2 separate regions of the Mus musculus genome follow, and region 1 is linked to region 2. The links are chromatin loops, found by intact Hi-C in ENCODE. Cell type or tissue: gastrocnemius. All regions are shown on one strand. Each heading gives the region's core, and the rest is flanking DNA. Links, peaks and the distances in the headings are about the cores only.

What was found. A loop is a pair of places that touch in the nucleus more often than their neighbours do. Peaks named below come from ENCODE experiments on the same cell type or tissue, not always from the same donor. Only the 100,000 strongest peaks of a DNase experiment are listed, where the experiment ranks them.
Region 1: a loop joins it to region 2, with 2.0 times the contacts of the local background. A loop is called at or near these places in 2 of 42 quality-filtered maps.

Annotation. Positions count from the first base shown.
Region 1 is chr17:78,208,899-78,217,236 of GRCm38, forward strand. The region is part of intron 1 of Crim1 (cysteine rich transmembrane BMP regulator 1 (chordin like)); the gene reads left to right. Among named protein-coding and RNA genes, the nearest start is that of Crim1, 13 kb to the left of the region's middle. In gastrocnemius, for the core only: no CTCF peak of the experiment used is centred there; no DNase peak of the experiment used is centred there; H3K4me3 peaks cover 1,026 bases; H3K27ac peaks cover 7,498 bases.
Region 2 is chr17:78,430,818-78,439,155 of GRCm38, forward strand. No RefSeq gene overlaps it. Among named protein-coding and RNA genes, the nearest start is that of Fez2, 17 kb to the left of the region's middle. In gastrocnemius, for the core only: a CTCF peak has its summit at 4,117; DNase peaks (open chromatin) are centred at 4,112 and 6,542; H3K27ac peaks cover 3,130 bases.

The DNA.
Region 1 (8,338 bases), core at 162-8,161, 220 kb before region 2:
TGGCCCATAGTCACCTGGGAGCCTATTAAAAGTGCAGGTTTGGCCACTAGGGATTATAGTTTAGTGGTAGAGCACATGTCTAGCATGTGCAAGGCCCTGACCCCCACACCTAAACAAACAGAGCAGACTCTGATTCAGTAAGTTTGGGATGGAGCCTGGTGGCTGTCACTCAGGGATGATGCCAGCACGGTTCCACTCAGGTCATTCCCAAGTATGAGTTCGGCTTTTGTAGCATGAAGTTGATATAGAAGGGTGTCTAAAAACTGTCACACACGATGACAGTTGTATTAGATTAGGCCTGTGTTTGCACAGGTTTAATGTGGTTTAATGGTGAACAGGGAAGGCTGGGGCCATTCGTTCACTGCAGTCTCAGACAGTGAAATCTGAGATGGGGGGGTACTGACCATGTCAGGAGCTGGTAAGAGGGGCCCTCTAACTTTTCCTCAGACCACCAGGAATGGAGGCTTCAGCCAACCAAATGAGTCTTGAGCCTAAGATAAAGCTAACATTCACATCTTGACTCAGATGGTTTTGTTAACTGCAAGACCAAACTTGACTAGTTTTCCTTGGCTTTGTTTTCTCAAGTAAACCTGAAGTATCAGGCACTTTCCATCAAGTAATTATAGTGAATGTTAGAGATAACAAATAATGAATATATATTGTAGGTGATTTATACAGATATGACTATTGTATACTTAAATACTAATAGTGTCCTTGGTAGATTTTTTTAATACCTAATATTAATTCTAATTTGAATCCGTTTTTATTTTCATCTTTGTTAGCTTTCTCTGTATATATATTTAGAAGTCAGCCTTGTGCATATACTAACACCTCCTCCACACAAACGCTCTTTTGACAGGAGGCTCAGGATGGTAATTCTGGTCTCATGTTTGTCCCAGAGAAAATGACTCTATAGTTCAGAGAACAAGGTGTTCCTTGGTTTGACCTCTGGTAACCCTAATTCCCAGGTCTGTGGAATCTGGTGGAATGTGAACATTTGCTTGGGTCTGGGCTTCAAGTTCTTCCTTTCAGAAAAAAAAAATCCATCTCCTTTAAAAGGTACCAAGGTGCATACTGTTATGAGACCCAGGGCCAGAGCATATCTTGTTGCTGGTCTCTATCTTGCATGGAAGTGAGTGAGCACCTCACTGTTACCATGGATCGGCCTACTGTGGTCTCTGGAGCGCCTGTGTTACTACAGAGGAAGGCACAAATATCCCACAATTAAAATATCTGACCTTCTGTTTGGTTCCCAGTGTAAGTATGGTCCCACAGTCTGGTAATTCCTAACCGCGAGTCCTTCCTTCTTGCCTAGAAATGAGTATCATTTTTATTCAGTAAATATTAGCACAGAGTTCCCAAGACAGATACCTCATAATGGCTACTGTGGGGCAGGAAGGAAAAAAACCTGATGGAGATAAAATCCTTGGACCAGTAAGTAAGTTAAAGTTACAACAGATTCTTCAGGACAGCCAACCTTACTACAACATAGCAGAAACTGAATTTTTTTTCCCAGACACTCTGTTAGTACCTATCCCTAAGATGCCCTCTGTCTTTTATCCAGAGTGTTGGTATTTTAACATGTAATCAAAATGAGGAAAAACAAAACCTACAAAACATAGTTTCAGGGTTTCTTTTGTGTTAGTGTTAATCAAACCCAAGTATAACATCCTAATTTGAAACATTCAAAGAACACTTGTCTTTTTTTTTCATTTATTATTTATTATGCTTTTTGCTCTTTTTATTAGATATTTTCTGTATTTACATTTCAGATGTTATCCCCTATCCTCTCTCCCCTCCCCCTGCTCCCCAACCCACCCACTCCAGCTTCCCAGCCCTGGCATTCCCCTATACTGGAGCATAGAACCTACATAGGACCAAGGGCCTCTCCTCCCATTGATGACCAATTAGGCCATCCTCTGCTACATATGCAGCTGGAGCCATGAGTCTCTTCGTGTGTGTTTCCTTTGATTGGTGGTTTAGTCCCTGGGAGCTCTGAGGTACTGGTTAGTTCATATTGCTGTTCCTCCTTGGGGGCTGCAAACCCCTTCAGCATCTTGGGTACTTTCTCTAGCTCCTTCATTAGGGACCCTCTGCTCCATTCAATGTATGGCTGTGAGCATCCACTTCTGTGCTTGTCAGGTACTGGCAGAGCCTCTCAGTAGACAGCTATATCAGTCTCCTGTCAGCAAGGTCTTGTTGGCATCTGCAATAGTGTCTGGGTTTGGTGGTTGTTTATGGGATGGATCCCCAGGTGGGGCAGTCTCTGGATGGTCATGCCTTCAGTCTCTGCTCCGAACTTTGTCTCTGTAACTCCTTCCATGGGTATTTTGTTCCCCCTTCTAAGAAGGATCGAAGTGTCCACACTTTGGTCTTCCTTCTTCTTGAGTTTCATGTGTTTTGTAAATTGTATCTTGGATATTCTGAGCTTCTGGGCTAATATCCACTTATCAGTGAGTGTATATCATGTGTGTTCTTTTGTGATTGGGTTACCTCACTCAGGATGATATCCTCCAGATCCATCCACTTGCCTAAGAGTTTCATGAATTCCTTGAAGAATACTTGTCTTAAGAATATGTAAGAAGAGAAACCGAGGGGCTGAAGAGACAGCTCAGTGGTTAAGAGCACTAGCTGCTTTTCAAGAGGACCTGGGTTTGATTCCCAGCACCCACATGGGTGACTCACAACTGTACCTTAATTCAAGTTCCGGGGGATCGGACACCTTCTTCTGACTTCACTGGACATTGGGCTTGCATGTGGGGCACAGATATATATGCAGACAAAACACCCATACAGGTAAAACTTTTAAAACTTACATAAATAAATAAATGCAGGGCTGACTGTATTTTAAGACAGTCATATTTTATTTCTAACTTCCGAGGATTTGACATACCTACTGTTAAAGTTTGGGCTGTGTCTTTAGAAGCAGCTATCCCAAGGTTTTTGGATTTTTTTATTCTTATTTTTATTTTTATTTATTTAGCTATAAATAGAGACTGTGTCTGTCTTGTTTAGCGTTTCAAAACAAAATCATAAACAAACATCTCAGATTCAAAACAGAAAGGAATTTCTGGCGAGGCAGGATGAAACCTGAGCTGGCAGAGCCCCACTTACTGGAGGGAACTTACTTAGCTTCGTCTCCAAAGACCTGGGAAAAAAAAGGGCTCACAGCTGTGATCAAATCAGAGGCATCTGGATGTTGAAGAATTGTGACACCCTCTCTGAGATTCCAGAAGACCTGCCAGAGAGAGGTAAATCCGCCTGGGGGATGTTCCACCTGAAGCAGACATCAGCGAGAAATATTTAGACACCTCCACCCCCTTCAACCTCATTTTATGTCAAGAATCTTACCCATGAGGACCATGAGTTCTGTCCCCCAGATGAGTGTTTACAGTTCTGCAGATCTCAAAGGAGGCCTTTCCTTACCTGTTCTTGTTGGAGCTTGGACGCTTGGTTATTATTGTTGTTGTTGTTGTTGTTGCTGTTGTGTGAACCGAGTGTGGTAAAGGTGTGGGTTTCAGACAATCTTGTCTCTGGAAATCAAAGTCGAGGGATCTTTAAATGGCATTTTAAAAAGAATAGGGTTGCTGTATGCTGTTTGAGAACCCAAGTTCGTATATTTTTCAGAAAAATTTTAGGGAAATCATTACCACTTACCTATGCCTTAAAAAATGACAGGCCAGGTCACTCCATATTCTAGTCAATGTGAGGATGAGGCCCTTTATGTCCTTGCTTGTTTCTGAATGGATTTGAGGCTTCTCAGAGAGGTGAATATCACCGAAGACTTAGACCTGAGAGCTGAAGACTAGAGGGAAAGAGTAAAACAGTCATGGTTTCTGGTCTTTCTTCGTCATCTAAACAGCTCAGTGACTTAAAACTCTGTAACTGTGCACCGCCTTCATTCTGTCTTCATTTGTCAAAAAGGAAATTAGTTACCTACCTGAATGCAGGGAGTCTAAATCAGGGATTGTAAGGCTGTTCTCGGATCATAAGATCTGAGCGTCTATGTCCCACAAGTGCTGGCGAAGGATCAATATTACCTCGCGCTTACAGAGTTGGGGAAGGAAGAGTGGTGACCACCCGCCCGGTGCTCAGGAGGTGCTGGAGACTGTAGGACTCAGCAGGAAAACAAGAAGTCTGCTTGGCTGGTGTTTTTTTGGTGTTGTCAGTGACAGCGAAAACATCATTATAGGGACATTAGTGACATCTATTAAATGCCTGCAATCTGTCACCGTTAACTATGTTCTGATCTTCACCCAAGTCTAAACTGGCCTGTTGCTTTCATTCTTTCTCCATTTCTCATTTGCTTTGTTAATTATTACAGTTATCCTGGGCCCAAGGGAGGTAGGTGACATACTGCCGAGGAGGGAGGGAGAAGCTCCGGCAAAGACAGGTCAAAACTCGCCCCACTCCGCATGCTCCTTTCTGCCTCTGATACTGGGGAGAGCTGAGTAATTGCTGCTCTTCCTAATAACTGCAGGCAGCAGCCAGATTCTCTGCATTCTTTCACCTTTGCTGCTGTTTTCACTTGCCAGGGAGTTTCCTTAAGGAACAGACTGGATTTAAAGAAACATAACTAATAGTGCACAAAAGCCAGGGGGAGGTGGGCCGCAGATGCAGGAGCTCCTTGGTATGAGGCGTGGACCAAGCTCCCAGCTGTCTTGGCTACTGACTGAGCCTTGTAGTCTCGCTGTGACACAACCCATCTTCACTCAACCTGTTTTCAAAGTGCCAGCCAACTCTGCAGCTTAGAAAGTTGGAGTTTTCTAGAAACCTTCCATTCTTCCTTTGCATATTACACCAAAAGACTTGGTAGTATGAGCCCGTGGCCCTGAAACTTGGTGAATGTATTATCCTAAAGGATGAGAAGGCTTCAGCACTGCCTCCTCCAGCAGGAATATGACACTGACTGACTGGTTCATTCCAGTCAGAATATATTCATTGATAAATCTGTGCAATGTTGCATATTCCCTAACGATAGCATACAGCGTGAAAAGACCTCAGCACCTAGTTATAATTTGGTTTCCCTGACTCTGAATTTAACTTCCTAAGGCACCAATCGATACCTATAAGGACTTATTTTTTTTAGTGTTCTATAATAGTTTGCTCCTTATCCCTAAATAATTCTTTCCTCCACTCTAGAAAACTCTTAAAGGTTTTCTAGTGACTGGACGGGTATTTTAACTGGGTGGCTATTTTATATTATACTGACACTTGCTCTTTTCTTGTTTCAGACGGTGGTATCAAAAGTTAAATCCTGTTCCAGACCTTACCTTGTCTCTTCTTGTCTAGCTTGCTAGATAATTAATAGTCAGTAACCAGGAAAATAGCCACGGAGGTGTGGGTGGTGTTAACTTACCAAGTAGAGCTTTTGCCTAAGAGAAGCTTTCCCGTATTCTTCTGTGGTATATAAACCCGTCCTCATTTGAGGCTCTTCTTGCTTGATTGGGACATCTAGCTGATGTCCTGTCCCTGAGGACTTGGCTCTCAGAACTCTGAGAAGTGTGTGTGTGCGCGCGCATGTGTGAGTATATGTGTGGGGGGCAATGAGTGTATGCTGGCAGGCTCAGTGGATACTCACATTGCCCCTTCTTCACATTGCCCACGCTCAAGGTCGGCCCTCCTTCTCTAGCAGCCCCTTGCCAAAACCTTATGCAAGCTGGACTTGAGGTGCTTGGAAGCCTTTGGACGAATCCTTCCCAGTGCCTTTGCACTTGCCTCCATGTTCTTCTCAGCATGGCTGCTTTCAGCTCTCTGGGTATCAGTAAACTGTCTGTGCCCAGAAATCAGTGCCAAGCATCCGCTCCACTGTGAGTACTTCTTCCAATACACCACCTCTGCACTCATTGCTGAAGGATTCTGTGAAAACATTCACAGGGTCCCAGAACGACAGCTCCCTGTGGTGCTGTGGCATGTATAGCACAAGCCAAAGAGTGATAAGAGTGTGTGAAGCAGTCTTTATGATTGGTCTAAAAAGAAATGCCCGGGACAGAACAGTGTTCCTGGGGCATCAGCAGACCTTGAGCAGTGCCTTTTCAGAAGCATCCTTGAGGGGGGGGAGAGGGGAGAGAGAGAGGAGCTGTTATGGCTCCTTCTTTCAGTTGAACTTTAACTTTGGGGCTTAGTTAGAAGTAGGGTGTGTGTGTGTGCCCGTCTGTACACACTGCAAATAACTTAGGTCACAGCATGAAGAACGCTCTATGTTGCTACTGCCGGTTTGCTGAAAACAACTCTGGGCTAGCACGCTGAGTGTTTTGCCTCTCTGTAGACCATCAACCCAAAGGAGTTGCCTCCTGAAGGTTTTCCTTGCTTTATTGGGAGTGTGTACTACTGGTTGGCGCTGGACGTCTTATGCAGCTGCTGTCTTATTTTTTTGAAACTGAGACTTAAGCTGTGCTGAAAGCTCACTAATTTTGTCAGAATAGCCCACCAGTGAGCTCCAAGAATTCTTCTGTCTCCACCTCCCCCTGCCCTACCTTGACCCCCGCCCCCCTCAGGACTGAGGTTTGAGATGGCACATGCCCAACTTTGACATGAGTGTGGGAGATTTGAACTCAGATTCTCATGCTTGTGTGACAACCACTCTAGCGACTGAACCATCTCCCAGGCCCTGTTTTATTTATTGTATTTGAACATAGAACGGTTCTAATTGCAGCGCTTTTGCTTTGGAACTGTCTGTTTAATTGAAATATGGATGAGGAACCAAGTAGAGGTTAGGACTCTTTACTGACATTTATTTCCTGGTGATTGAGACAAGTTTTATCTTTAAGAGCAATGATGCTTTATAACAGGCTGTCATTAAACACAGTTGCTTGACCTTTTAAAGGAATTTTAGATGTGAGAGCCAAAAGAAAACACAGAAATTTAGGGTGAGAAATGGCAGACATCTGTAGGGAAATAAACAAACCATGAGAAGCCAAAGGTGGTTTTTTGTTTGTTTGTTTTTTGTTTTTTGTTTTTTTTCCGGAAAGAGATTATATTATTTTCAAAGACTAAACTGGGAAAAGGTGAGGCCTCAGCAACCAAGTTTATTGATTCTCTATTCAGAAAATTATATTAGACCCTTAGAAAGACAGAGGAAAAAAGAAAAGAGTCTGCCAGCAGAGAGCTGGAAAACTTGAGGGAGATAAAGTATTTACAAGTTTTAATAACATAAAACACGTCCAAGAGAAATACATAATTGCAGCTGCATTTGGCAACGAAAATAGCCCGTGGATTATATTTTTTAAATTGTCTGTGAATATGTAAGCGCATGCCCTTGGGTAAAAATAATGCCTGGGTGATAATGTTTCTTGAGAGAATGGAAAACTAGGAGATATTAGGAAGTAAAAAGAGAGGGGTGGCGTGGCATACAGGAAGGGAAGAAGAGGCAGTATTTTTATGTTAGAGGGGTGAATCTCATACGCATAATCATTACGATTGTTTCTAATCTTAGTGTAATAATCCTTACACTTCCCATAGGGGGTGGTAATTTGCATAGTTTTATAGGAAAGGCCACAGGTAAGGGAGAAAAATTGGTGCTGAATTAAAAGATTCAAGCGTCTTGCTCCTAAAGTTTTAGGTTTTCCAACCTGCTTTCAATCCTGGGCAAAGACCCTTGGAAAAACCAGAAACTAGGAAATGTGCTCAATACATTTGTTGTGACCCTGCACCACCAGATCTAGCAGCGAGGCCAGGAACTGGAAACTGGGTGTGGTGTCACTTTTCAGAGTCCCTAAAGCTGCCTGCCTGGCTTCTCAGATGTGCTCTTGTCCCTCAGGCCCTCCGCTTTTCTTTGTGAAGCCTTCCTGTCCTGCCCAGGAAAAAGTAATGCCACCCCCTCCTCCTGGGTGCCCATAAATAGCCCTTTCCCCTGCCCTTCATTGGGCCTTTCATAGTCTCTTAGAGTTCACATTTCTGCCTTCCTCCCTGCCTGGTTGTGATCCACTCGAGTGCCAGGATGGTGTGTTATTCTGGCACTTGGCACACAGGAAGAACTCAATGAGCATTTGTTGACTAAATCTAGACTCAAGGTCATCCAAGATATTAGACAAAACTTTTCCGTCTCAACTGTTCGGTCTGTATTGTGGAAACTGAAATGAGAGACACTTGCTTATCTGTACCCAGAGCCCCTATGAGAAATCCTGTCATCCCAGAAGGACACACAGGTGGGTTTTTAACCTGTCTGCCTCAGCAGGTCTTAATGTTTTTGGTAGCATTTGCATAATGAGTTGAATTCAGCTGTATTTATCTTTGCAAGTATTTTAAAGCATTTTTTTTTTTAAAAATTACTCATTATGACTTTTCTTTTCAGTTTTTCGTCAGAATGTCCTCTTTCATGAGCAGGCCCCTCACCTAC
Region 2 (8,338 bases), core at 78-8,077:
ATTCTAAGTATAAATAAAGCAGGGTTCCCCATAATGCACGTCTTCCTTGACCTTTCTAGCTTGTGCAACCCTTCCTTCCACCCATCCTGTGTCTACCCTCATGCTTAATAGCGAGCCTGTGGAATCCAGGTGCCACTCACTCTCTGGGCTTTTTGCTTGTTACCCTTTCACACCCAGTGCATGCTGCTGAGGCTTCTCTGAGCTGTTGTTTCCTATTCTGGTGAGCAGTGTTGCCTCGCCAAACCCTCAATCCTTCCATAAAACCCCATGGCCCTTCTCCACCCACAGCCACTACCTGGATGTTCTCAAACCTGCATAGAACAAAGCAATCTGGTGGGAGAGGCAACAGACGCCTCTTCTAGTCGCTTGTTCTATCACCTGTATCTGGTCTCAGAAAGTCTCCAATAGACAACTCTGTGAGTGAGCTTCTGCACACCTTTAGCCTTTCTATGTTCTCAGTCTCTGTCGTTTGTCATGGACAAATAAGAGGAGCCGGATCAGGAGGTAGATAGATATAGATATGGAAGACAGAGAGATGAGAGATAGTGAGAGGGAGAGATTAGAGAGACAGATATAGGAGAGAGGTGAGAGATAGAGAGATGAGAGAGACAGAGAGAGGGATTTTAGAGCTCCTGGATCTCAAAAATCTTGTCTTCCTTATCTGAAATTGACTTCAGTAGATTATCCTAGCTCTGTCCACCCACAACATGGACAATGATTCATCATTCTGATGGTTTTTGATAAAGCAATGGATCAGATTTATTGGCGTCCCTGATACACTCTGGGTATAGTAAGTTTGCTTTAGGAGTCCAGTTCATGAAAGTGTTCCGTGCTCACCTGAATCTTCAAAGGAAGAGAGGCCCTTAAGAATCTGTTACATTTCTTTTCACTTCTCTGATAACATATGTGATGATTAATCATTGATTGCGGTTTTACCTGGGTTAAGACATGCCTAGGAGATCAGCAAACTTCACCTCTGGGTGTATCTGTGCTGGCATTCTTCAAGGATGATTAGCTCCTGGGGGCTCTTATGTGGTTTAATTCTCCGATGGATTCAAATGTGAGCAGACTTTGTAGAGGTAGTAGAACTGTGACAGGTGGGTCCTGGTCAGAGGAAGTAGATCATAGGGATCATAGGGTTGTGCCTTTGAAGGGCATATCTGCACCCAGATTCTCTTGTGATTTCTTTGCTCTCTAATGACCATGAGATAAAGAGCTTGCTTCCTACGTGTCATGTATTCTGTGCCTGCCTCCCGGCAGGACTAAAAGCAATGAACCCAGGCTATTTCAGAGCAAACCCCCTGCACCAGTGGCTCTCAGTCTATGAGTTCTGACCCTGAGGGGTGTCAAAAGACCGCTTTACGGGGGTCACATATCAGATATGCTGCATGCTCGATATTTAATCACAATTCATACAGTAGAATATGCAGTTATAAAGTAGGAACAAAAATAATCTTATGGTTGGGGGAGGGGTCACCACGACATGAGGAGCTGTATTAAAGGGCCTTAGCATTAAGAAAGTTGAGAACCCAATAGAAAGAAGAAAACATCTTCAACAAATGTTGCTGGTCTAACTGGATATCTGCATGTAGAAGAATGCAAATAGATCAATATCTATCACCCAACACAAAACCAAGTCCAAATGGATCAAAGACCTCAGTATAAAACCAGATACACTAAACCTGATAGAAGAGAAGGTAGAGAATAGCGTGAACACATTGGCATAGGAGACAACTTTCTGAACAGAACACCAATCATACAGGCACTAAGATTAACAATTAATAAATGGGACCTCGTGAAATAAAAAGCTTTGTAAAGAAAAGAACACCATCAAACAGGCAAAATGGCAGCCTACAGATTGGGGAAAGGTCTTTACCAGCCCTTCATCCAATATAGGGCTAATATCTAAAATATATAAAGAACTCAAAAAAATTAAACACCAGCAAACCAAATAACCCAATTCAAAAGTGAGGTATGGATCTAAACAGACTGCTCAACAGAGGAATCTCTAATGGCTGAGACGCACTAAAGAAATGTTCATTCTGACTGGTGTGAGGTGGAATCTCAAGGTTGTTTTGATTTGTATTTCCCTATTAATTAAGGATGTTGAACATTTTTTCAGGTGCTTCTCAGCCACTTGGTATTCCTCAGTTGAGAATTCTTTGTTTAGCTCTGTACCCCATTTTTAATGGGGTTACTTGAATTTTCGGAGTCCAGCTTCTTGAGATCTTTGTATATATTGGATATTAGTCCCCTATCAGATTTTAAAATCCTTTCCCAGTCTTTTGGTGGCCTTCTTCAAGGATGATTAGCTCCTGTGGTATAGTATGTACTCACTTTCAAGTGTATGTTAGTCGTAAAGTACAGGATAACCATTCTACAGCCCACAGACCCAGAGAAGCTAAGTAACAAGGAGGGCTCAGAGGGGACACACGAATCTCACTGAGGAGGGGAAATGGAATAGACTAGACCATGAGATGGGATGGAGATGGACAGGATGGAGAGAGTACTGGGGAAAACAACATCTCTGGGATGAGCTAGAAACCTAGGGCAATGGAAACTCCCAGGAACCTATAAGGGTGATCCTAGTTAAGACTCCTAACAATGAGGGATACATATCCTGACCAGTTACATCTCCTGTAATCAGCTAAGACTTCCAAAAGAGGGATTAAGAAACCAACCCAACCCCCAAACCTCTGATCTACCATTTTTCCTGCTTGCAAGATGTGCTGGGGTAAAGGTGGTGCAGAAATTGTGGTGGGTGACCAACGAATGACTGGTCCAGCTTGAGTTCCATGCCATGAGAAGGGTCCCACCCCTGACACTGCCTGGAGGCCCAGGATAGAACCAAAACAAATGGCAAGAGAAAGTCAATGAAATGATTCCTAATATTCTGCTACACTCATAGATGGGCGCCTAGCTCACTTGTTATCAGAGTGGCTTTATCCAGCAACGGATGGAAACGAATGTAGAGACCCACAGCCAAGCATTAGGTAGAGCTCTGGGAATCCTGGATTATAGGCACCAGAGGGTTCAAAGACACTACAAGAAAACCTATAGAATCAACTAACCTGGGCCCATAGGGGCTCACAGAGACTGAACCACTAACCAGGGTGCCTGACCTAGGGCTCTCTGGGACTGATTGTATGTTACATGTATGCATGTATATCTCTGCATATATCTCTCCATTACAGTGGTATATCTCGGTCTCCTTGTGGGACTCCTAACAGTGGAAGAGGAGGTTGTCTCTGCCTCTGCTGCCTGCCTCGGGAGCCTTCTCCTCCTACTGGGCTTCCTTGTCCAGCCTTAATATGAGAGGAGGTGTCTAGTCTTACTGCAACTTGATATGCCATGGCTGGTTGAGATCCGTGATAGGTCTGTTCTTTTCTGAAGAGTAATGAAGTGGGTGTGGATGACGGGGTAGAGGGGACTGGGAGGAGAGGTGGGAAGGGAAACTGCAGATGTATAAGCAAACAAACAAACAAACAAACAAACAAGACTGAGATTCACTGTCCTAAACCATGAACCTAATAAATCTTTCATCATTTAATTTTTTTCAAGTATTTGCCACATTTATGGACAAAGAAAACCTGAACAATACAACATTTATAGACAAATGACAGATCCTGACAGGCGGGAATACACAATATTTTAAAACATGAAGCTATAACAAACAGGGTTCCCAGGTAGCCAACAACAGTCCAAAACGAGAATAATGCTAATTTTTTATTCCATTACTACTGTGGGCCATTTGTAACTGAGCCCTAGACCTTAATAGGTCCTGAAACCTTAGCACAACTGACTCCATGGTGAAAGTAGGGGTCTGAGAGCCCAAATATAAAACTCCAGTGTGTGCATCAATGACATTAAAAAGTGGGTTACTTACTGTCTATTTCAATTTTTTCCTATAAAAGTTTCTAAAATTACTTAATTACTGTATGTGTGATTTACCTACATGTATGTCTGTTCATTGTATACATGCCTTATAAAACATTTGGGGAAGGTACAGCAAAAGGAACTATTCATGTTCAAAGATGTTTTTAAGGATGCCCCCGTGATTAACACCTGCCCTGCCTGGTCCTCCAGTTCCTCCCTGGCCCCCTTGTGGTTGGGTGAGGCTTTGCAACCAGATCTGACCAACAAGCTCAGGAGAGGTGTGCATTCCTTCCAGGATGTATTGCATTGCCAATGTGACTGTCTTAGGAGCTATATTTTCCCTCTGGCACAGTGACCAGTGACATTTGAGATGGCAGCTGTTCTGCTAGACTCAGTTCCAGTGTGAAGATGATAAGCAGAGATCTCTTGCTAACCCCTTATGCAAGTGAAAAATAAGTCTGTTATTTTAAACCATTGAGATCTGGGGGTTGTTTGTTTTAACAACATAGATGAGCCAAACCTGACAGACAGACATTGACTTATGAAGGCAATTACAAATAACCAATGCGTTCCTTCACGTAGGAAAGTGAAATAAGTGATTATGCACACAGATTATAGATTATGTTGCTGGCAGGGAAAACCACTCTTGAAGTACGTTGAATGAGATGGGAAACCACTCTCCCTGGATAGCTACATGGGAAGAGAATGCAAAACAGAATCTATTAAATAAATTCATATATAAATTATATAAGAACTCTGCATGGTAGTTGCTCAATGGTATTAGTTATTTCAGTATAGTTAGAAACAGGTAAATAATGAGCCATCCCAGATCCAACATGATTTACCTTCTAGCTGAGGGCTTGTACTGTCTTGTAGCTGCAGAGGGATGGAATGCTGACTTCATTCGCACACCTGCAGGGCATGGCCACACCAGCATCGACTTGAACATATCACTTGCTCTAGGTGCACAAGAAGCTGTGGGTTTCTAGCTAAACGATGCTACAGAACCCACTGGCCAAACTTCCAGCGCTGCAAGTTTCAGGCAGGGATGTGGGAAGGGCCACTCACCCCACACCCACTCACTGACTTGTCCTGAAGATCCTGGCTTATGCCACAGATGCTTCAGCTGCTGTCTTAGATCTAGCCTCTCCCACAGCTGATGCAGGGACCAGATGATGCAACCTGGAAGTGTGGAGGAGTCAAAGCCTATGGAGCAAGTGTTGGTCAACTGGACAGGAGGCCAGACGATAACCTTGGAACTCAGGAAGGGAGATGCGATCACTCTGTAGTGTCTCTCTGCAGGCATCCTGTACGAGTGAGCTATCAGCTTCTCTTGCCACCTGCCGTGGTCAGCTTTCTAACCCACTCTCTATCTGCGACCCCCTTTCTACTTTGTCTCCTTCCTCCTCATGGGATTTGACTCCCCACTAAAGCAAGTGAAGGAGTAGCCTCAGGCACTGCCATCCAGGAGGGGCTCCAAGAATCAGCAAAACTTCCTTCTAAAGCAATTTCCATGTTCCACTCTCTGCCCTCCATACTGAACTACACAGCACTGTCTCCCTCCAACATCAAATCCTGTCTATTCTAGGAAAAGGCGGGAGTTGAGGACTCGAGGCAGCTTGAGAGGAACAATGGGGTTCCAGTACCACGATTGCCTAAATCTCCACAAAGCTGTCAAAACTTTAACCTGCTTGTAACAGGATTTAGACATACAGAGTTAAAAATGGAACACTACTCTACTCCTTAAGACCCAACAGAAGATGTGAGGTTTGTTAGTGAGCATGGAGTGGCTGTGCTAGCTAGTTGGATGTCAACTTGATACAAGCTAGAGTCATTTTAGAATAGGGAACCTCAGTGGAGGACATGTTCCCAGTAGATTGGTCTGTGGGGTAAGCCTTTAGGGCATTTTCTAGATTGATGATTGATGGGAGTGGGTCCCACCTCCATAGGGGTGGAGCTACTCCTGATCTGGGTGCTATAAGAAGGCAGGCTGGGGCTGGAGAGATGGCTCAGCAGTTAAGAGCACTGGCTTCTCTTCCAGAGGTCCTGAGTTCAATTCCCAGCAACCACATGGTAGCTGGCAACCATCTGTAATGGGATCTGTTGCCCTCTTCTGTTATGCAGGAATACATGCAAATAGAGCACTCATATACATAAATAAACAAATCTTATTTTTTAAAAAAAAAAGGCATGCTGTGGGCTGTTGGACCAAGGTACTATGAAAAGGCAGAGCGAACCATGAGCTAGCAATGCAGTAAGCAGAGTTTCACCACAACCCAGCTCTGGCCTTAGACTTCCTGTCATGAGCTCCAGGGATGACAGAGTGTGACCTGAGAGTCCTACGGTGACAGAAAGAAACCCTTTCCTCCCCAAGTTACTTACAGTTACTCCCCAAGTTACTGATGTGTCCTACCACATCAATAAAACTCCTAAGACAATATCTTTTCCATTGATCCACTGTAGAAAGTGTCTACGCTTTTCTCCAGATGACTTCTGATCCATAGAAACCACTAAAAAGCCCAGCACTAGCTTTCAGACAAGTCTCTCTGGCGCAGGGATGCACGTCCGTTTCTGCAGGCCCTGGCTAGATATTTAGACCTTCAGATCTGGCTTGGCCTACCTCAGCTCTGGAGTGGAGCCTTTTGCAGTGTTGGAGCCAGACTCCCATGTGGGTGTGCTATGAGCTGAGAGCCACCTGCTCACTGATTCTTGGCTTGCCTTCACTTCCTGACAACTGAGCTTGTGTGGGTAACTCTCATCCTTAGGTACTGACCCTTGGCCTATGGCAGATCTTCTTGGTCCCTACTTCTTACCCTGACTAGTAACCTCTAGCTGCCTGGAACCTATTCCATGCAATTCTATCTCTCATTTTTAAAGACGCTGTCCTCCCTTGGTCACACTAAGTAGCATCCCAGTCAGACTGGCCACAGAGAGATCTGGCTGCCTCTGCCTCCCCGTGCTGGGATTAATATTGTGTGTCAACACATCCACTCCAACATCTAAAAAAAAAAAAAAATGAGCCTAATTTCCAATGAACTTGTACTTGGTGGAAGTAGAAGCTAAGAGGGGGTATTTAAAATGTGAGCATAAAACTCAACAGAGGGCTCATATAAGCGAGAGTAAATTCCACACCTACTGTGTTTCAGGGACTAGTCTGGGAGTTTAAAAACTTATTATATAATGAGGAAAATAGACTTAAGTGCCTATTTTCACCTCTTTTAGAAAATGATAAAGGGTATTCATTGAACCTTGCTACATCTGTGTGAGAGTTTGGATGTAATGTGTCCCCCACAGGCTTGGGCTTGGTCCCCAGCTGGGAGTGCAGTTTCAAGAGGTTGTGGGACTGTGAGATGGGGCCCAGTTGAAGGAAGTGGGTCTGAAGTAGAGGAGGTACTGAAAAGTGTTACCCATCCTCTCTTCTGGTCTCTGTCACGCACTCCAATCCCTGGTCCTTTGAGAGATGGACAGGAGCCATTGTGTCTTCCCTAGCATGACGGACAAGATCCACTTAGTGTGAACCCCAATAACTCTTCCCTTCTTTAAGTTTCTTCTAGTCGGGTGTTCGGCCACAGCCATGAAAGAAGCAACTCATGTTGCATGTGTACATCAGTGAGTCAAGCCAGGTGGTGGCAGTAAATAAGTTAATACCCTCTGGCTCCCACTCTGGCTTCCCGCAGGTCCTGCACACACTGTACCTGCCCAAGAGCTCTGGATTCACAAACAAATACACACACACACACACACACACACCAGCTCACTTTGAGATGCCTTGACTAGCTCAATGACTGGGCTCTTCTAAACCTCCCTGCAGTTAGCACACACTCCCCTACAGTATTCCGTTTAATTTATATTTTTATCCTTGCTGCCCTGTTACCTTCTGGGAAGTCCCCTCATAGGGCTGCTTTCTCTTTCCACCTACATTGCTGCACGGGTTCTCTCCTGCAGCTCTTAAATCTGATCCCTCTGCATCCCAGTCATGTCGATTCTCCTCTTCCTCCCCTCTTTTTCTCTGTCCCGTGCCCATGCAATCTAAAAGACCCACTTCAGTCTCCTTGACCAGCCATTGGTGGTATGATAATTCATTATTGCCAATCGAAGCCAGCTGGGGGGCAGGGACCCTCAGGTCAGGAAGCAGAATTAAGACATAACATTAGAACCAATTCCCAACTGCCACCTTTAATCCCAGCACTCAAATCAGAGGCAGGCAGATCTCTGTGAGTTTAAGGCCAGCCTGGTCTACAGCTGTCATTCTAGGACAGCCATAGCTACACAACAGATCTTGTCTCAAAAAAATCCAAAAAACAAACAAAACAAAACAAAACAAAACAAAACAAAACAAAAAGTTAGTCAATGCCTTGAATTCTCCATCAGTCCTGTTATGTCTTTCATAGCAAAATGTAAAATCCTACTATCTTCTCCATCTTCTTCCCCATCATCTGCCTCATCATTCTCTCCATCATCT